Linked DNA regions of Homo sapiens: region 2 is linked to region 1. A link is a loop called in an ENCODE intact Hi-C map of the cell type or tissue named here. Cell type or tissue: heart right ventricle. All regions are shown on one strand. Links, peaks and the distances in the headings refer to the core of each region. The heading gives the core; the rest is flanking DNA.

The links. Hi-C counts contacts between places; a loop is a spot of excess contacts. Peaks named below come from ENCODE experiments on the same cell type or tissue, not always from the same donor. Only the 100,000 strongest peaks of a DNase experiment are listed, where the experiment ranks them.
Region 2: it touches region 1 in a loop (7-fold over the local background); 23 of 110 quality-filtered maps call a loop at or near these places.

What each region holds. Positions count from the first base shown.
Region 1 is chr10:128,010,141-128,013,052 of GRCh38, forward strand. The region is part of intron 2 of PTPRE (protein tyrosine phosphatase receptor type E); the gene reads left to right. Among named protein-coding and RNA genes, the nearest start is that of AS-PTPRE, 51 kb to the right of the region's middle. In heart right ventricle, for the core only: a CTCF peak has its summit at 1,381 (motif pointing left); a DNase peak (open chromatin) is centred at 1,381; H3K27ac peaks cover 272 bases.
Region 2 is chr10:127,714,243-127,717,154 of GRCh38, forward strand. No RefSeq gene overlaps it. Among named protein-coding and RNA genes, the nearest start is that of FOXI2, 21 kb to the right of the region's middle. In heart right ventricle, for the core only: a CTCF peak has its summit at 1,734 (motif pointing right); no DNase peak of the experiment used is centred there.

The DNA.
Region 1 (2,912 bases), core at 134-2,633:
AGGCCGACTTGTCCCCAGCCCTTCCAGCCTGGATACCTGAGTGGGGGTGGTTTGTAGCCCCTCTGTTCTCACACCAGAGATTACTTCCCATTTTATAGGTTGCCAAATGTACATGAGCGCCCACACACAGAAAATGGCAGAGCCCAGGGACTCTGAAGCCTGGTGGTTGAGGTATGCCCAGCCTTTGCTAAAGACAGCAGAGAATAGCTTGGCTTGGGGAATTGAAATTTTTTCTTGCCTGAGAAATATGAGAACTCCTCCCTTTGCCGGGGCACAGATCCCATCACCACCAGGTCAGGGAAGAGACCATGCGGTTCCCAGCCCAGTGCTCTCTGCCTTTTTCTCTCTCCTACTTCCTTCTCCTCTCAACTTTAGATCCCCAGCCACAACCGTCAAACCCTGTTCCTTTTCTTTTCTTTTCTTTTCTTTTCTTTTCTTTTCTTTTCTTTTCTTTCCTTTTGAGATGGAGTCTCGCTCTGTCGCCCAGGCTGGAGGGCAGTGAGGGCAGTGGCGCGATCTTGGCTTACTACAAGCTCCGCCTCCCGGGTTCACACCATTCTCCTGCCTCAGCCTCCTGAGTAGCTGGGACTACAGGTGCCCGCGGACACGCCCGGCTAATTTTTTGTATTTTTAGTCGAGATGGGGTTTCACCGTGTTAGCCAGGATGGTCTTGATCTCCTGACTTCGTGATCCACCTGCCTCGGCCTCCCAAAGTGCTGGGATTACAGGCGTGAGCCACTGCTCCCGGCCTTAAACCCTGGTTCCTTAAACAGCTGGTAACCCATCCATTAAGCGGAAGGCAGGCAGAAGGTTCGTGTCCCAGGAGCCACCCGTCTTCCTGAATTGCCACCCCTGTCCTAAGCATGACACTTCATTTGTACATACTTTGAGTTATAGTCTCCAGAATAATTAATTTTAATATTTATGGAAGAATCGATTCCGTGGGAAGAAAGCCAATTTCCTGAACATGGCATGCGGTTTAATGGGTAATTCTCTCTGTCATTCTAGGCAAGAAAAGTCCATTTGGGTGTTAAATTTCTTGGCTGGGGTAGAGATAACAGACCCACAGATTGTAAAATTCCAGGCTGGGACATGGGTGTGAGGATGACTTTTGGGAATTCAGATGAATCTTAGAATGCTAGTTCCTAATTAATCACTGTAACACGGCGAGTGAATGGAGAGGAAAAGCTATTTAAGAACAAATGTTTGGGCATTGGTGAAGTGGTTACGTTTCTAGAGTGATCCTGCAAGGATACTGGTTGAGGTGACTGGGGGACCCCGGAGGAGGCGCGGGTTAGGAAGGTTCTGAGCGTGGCCTGGGCGCACCAGGCGGGTGCGCGGTAGACGTTCCTGTGGCTTACCCGACGGTGCCACCTTCTGGTCACCTCTGGCATAGCACCCGGGCTTCAAGCTTGGCGCATGCGCGGAAGCGTCCCCGTAGCCCGACCCCATCCCTAATGCTTCCAAATTCAGGTGCTAAGTTGAGCCCATAAAATGCAAAGTTATAACACCATTTCACTAGAAATTCCTTTTAGGACACTCCTGTCACTCTATGCTTCCTCTATCTGTCCTGTTGGGCTGTGAGCATCCTAGGGGCTCCCCCCTCCACCCCAAGAGGGTGCCATGGCTGGTGCCCAGCCAAGCTCAGCAACTGTGGGTGCCTCACACGTGCCAGTTCACAGGCGGTGGCCTAAACACCTGGAATGTGGCTGTCACTGTCCCCCTCCCACCAGCTCAGAGCAGAACCTGGGCCAGAGAGTCCACCTGTGTCCTCACCCATCCTAAGGGCGGAAACTGTCCCAAGATCAGAGAAGGGAAAAACCTCTAAGAGACAGATGACATGCCCAGGGTGACAAGATAGACAGCCCAGGTGTGAACCCAGGTCCACCTGTCTCCTGGCTCAGAGTGACAAGATTGTGAGCCTGGGTGTGAACCCAGGTCCACCTGTCTCCTGGCTCAGAGTGACAAGATTGTGAGCCCGGGTGTGAACCCAGGTCCACCTGTCTCCTGGCTCAGAGTGACAAGATTGTGAGCCCAGGTGTGAATCCAGGTCCACCTGTCTCCTGTGTTGGGGCTCTTTTCAGAGTGCTGGCCGCCTCCTGGAGCCTCCCAATGCAACTCACCTTTGCAACTCAAGGGTGATTTTAGGGCAATAAAATGCTCCAGGATAGATCTGACCTTGTGGTCACTCAAGAGTCCAGCAACTTCCTGGCCAATAAACCAAACTTCTCCTTGCCCTGCACCTGTGAGGTCTGGCCCATCCTCCCCATGAGCCTGAGCTAGTAAATATCCAGTGTCACCTGCTACCCTTGCTTTGCTGAGAAGCCCCAGATGAAGCTCCTCACCATGGCAGCGAGGCACCCACCCAGCCTTGGGAGAGAGGCTCATGCCATCAGCTTTGTCCTAACAGCTGTGCTGTTGAACGCCTGGGTTTCTGCTCAGCTCAGGAGTCATTAAGGTGCACCTGCTACTTGCTAGGCATGGACGAGGCATCATTTCCTGTCCTTGGGAGCTTCACAAGAGCAGAGGTGGGGGCTAGCTCTGGTGGCATATTCAGCACCTAGGACACCTATGTCAAATACAAGGATTCCAGTAATTTTTCAAAAGGTTGGCACCAGCCACTCCCCACAACCCTACCTTGAACCCACTGAAGTCTTTTTCAGGGGAGTGTGGTCTCCCAGTTAGACTAGAAATCCCTGGAAGGCAGCAAGGTTGTCGAATCTGGTTAATTAAACAAGGCCTCCTTCCCTGCTCTGTATCCAGAAGACAGTCAGTAAATATTTGTTAAACAAATAAACACATTTCTATTACTGGCTCTTGGTCAGTAAAATCAGCATTTCTTTAAAAATTCATGAGCGCCGTAGTGCTTCCCACTGTGAGAGCAAGCCATGTTATGAAATTGGCATGAATTT
Region 2 (2,912 bases), core at 214-2,713, 300 kb before region 1:
GCCACCACGCCCTGCCTAGTTTTATTTTCTTAATGCAATTCTCTAGAAATGTATAACAAACCTAGACAGATGTTGGGCATTTGGCTTTATGTCCCCAGAGCTGACATTCTGTTAGTAGCTACCTAAAGGTAGCTCCCTGGCGCTCCCTGCTGCCACCACGAAACTGGATGAGCTTAGGTTCATGATCAGTGAGACTTTATTCATTTAATATACATAACATATAACAGTTAACTTTTAATAACAATGTATTAAGCACTAACCAGATGTCAAGCAATATGCTAACCGTTTAGCACATATGAGCTTCCTCCTGTGGCTGGAGGAAGCAGGTGCTGTTATTACACGTGCGTTACACACCAGGCTAATGAGGTTCATCACTTGTAACCAAGGAAAGGGCACAGAGCAAAGAAATAGATTCAGAGCCAGGACCCCCCCAACTATCCAGAGCCCACACTTAAACACGAATTTCACCGCCACTTAGGACAACATTCGGGCTCTCATGTCCTTTTGATCCCTGCCACAAGGGATCATCTCTGAGCCAGGACAGGGGACAGGTGTCAACAATTTGTGCAGCAGCAAGATCAAGAAGACCACGTAGGCCTTCCTCATTTCTGGAGAGTCAGTAACCTTCAGACATGACAGCTGTACTTTCTTTTTGTGGTACCTAAACACAGCAAGTGCCAACGCTGGAGCAATGGTACCCTCATTAAGGTGTGTCTCATGATCTCCATCTGCATCTCTGGCAGGAAGTTGGGAGCCGGGCCCCCTGGGCCCTCCTGCATATGCTGGCCCAATTCAGCAGCAAACCCAAAGCAAGGTGGCTGGAGTCAGGAGACACTGATTCAACTAAAGCAATAAAATTAAAGTAATTCAAACATAAAACAATTTCTGAAGTCTAGTCAATACAAGGTGTGGCCAGGGTTACATCTGGGTAGCAGCAAGGAAGGGGTAGAAATGCCCCAGCAGCCAAGAGCATCCTAACAGGATGGATAGATTACCGTAACTATTTCAAAGTAAAAATCAGGACTTAGACTCCCCTATAACTGGTAAGCTACAGTGGTAAAGAGCAGGTCTCACTCTCCTTTACAAATCCGAAGCTAAGGATTAAAGGATGCCACAAGATGAAATGTGAGAGAGCTTCTCACCCAGTCTGATCATGTGCACGTGAAGTGGGTGTGGGGCTCTACTCGAGGTCACACTGGATGGAAAAGCAGGAGCCCAACCTGACCCCTGGCTCCCTGGCGCTCCCTGCTGCCACCACGAAACTGGATGAGCTTAGGTTCATGATCAGTGAGACTTTATATTCATTCCACATTCAGTATTTAAAAAAAAATCAAGGCAAAATAAAAAAAGTGTTTAACGACAACAGGTCTTTCTCTTAAAAAGAATAGTCTTACTGCAAGCTCCTGCGTATTTGCTAGCATTATGTTACAACAAATTCAGTAGATTTATCATAAAAATTGACATGTAAAATCTTAAATACAAATAAAAAATACAAGAGAAAAGTTTGAGAATAAAACAAACCTACCCTCTCTGTAGGAAATTTTTCACCCATAAAATACTAAAGGCTATGCCCTTAAAATAAATTTCACCAAAAATATCTTTATTGATGACTATGGATTCTGAACATTTCTTTAATAAGGAAGGAATGGAACTTGAGCCATCTATTACATAAAATAAACATGGGATTTTTTCCTTATCAAATGAAGCTACTTGAGGAAATAGACTCTGTCACCTTCCACTAGATGGCATTAAAGTCACATAATTAAGGACAGAAAAATTCACAGAGGAATGATCAATACACAAAACTACCATAGGGAATTCATTCTCCTTCTCACCCTCACCCCCAGATTATTGGAGTTTGCTGTTTGTTTGCTATTATGAGGACAAACCATGCTCATTATAAAAACACTTTTTTGAAAAACCAATAGAATAATTAGAGAAAAAGTGCAGTCTTATTTACCACCCTAATAACATTAGCTACATGTATGGTGCCGGGAAACGTGCAAAGTGCTTTATATGCATGGTTTCATTTAACCCGGATGGGAAATGAAGCCCTGTGAGATGATTATTATTACTGTGTTACAGATAAGAAAATTGAGGGTCCAGGTTAACTCATCCAGGATTACACAGGTAATAACTGACAGGACTAGGATTCTTGCCTGAGTCAATCTGACCCTGCAGGCTGACATCTCAAACACTTTTTCTCATCGCCAAAGTCAAGCACGCTTAGCATCTTCCCTCTCAGTCTCTGAAAGGGTCTGCTTATCTGTGGAGATACAACACAACAAAGGTTACCACGAACCTAAAAGTCCTTAGATGATCCCAATGCTTGCCATAAATTTTAACACTCGATCAACCTATATAAATTCCATCACACCTAATTATTTAACACATACGGGGAAGAATAGAAATATTGTGTAGGTAAATGACCAACTGTGTTTTCCAACTTCTTATTTCTTAGCAAATTTAAGGCTTTAAACTTAAGTGGCATGAAATGAAATGACCCTAACTATATGCCAAAACAAGAAACCACTGAGAAAAATATTTCAAGTGACTCTGTAACATAGTCCTTTGACTGTATGTCATTACTGGGATCTATTTTTTAAAGACAGGTCGGGCGCAGTGGCTCATGCCTATAATCCCAGCACTTTGGGAGGCCAAGGCACGCAGAGCGTTTGAGGTCAGGAGTTTGAGACAAGTCTGACCAACATGGTGAAACCTCATCTCCACTAAAAATACAAAAATTAGCCAGGTGTGGTGGCGCATGCCTGGCTCAGCTACTCAGGAGGCTGAGGCGGGAGAATCGCTTTAACTCAGGAGGCGGAGGTTGCAGTGAGGCGAGATGGCACCACTGCACTCCAGCCTGGGCAATAGAGTGAGACTCCATTGCAAAAAACAAAAACAAAAACAAA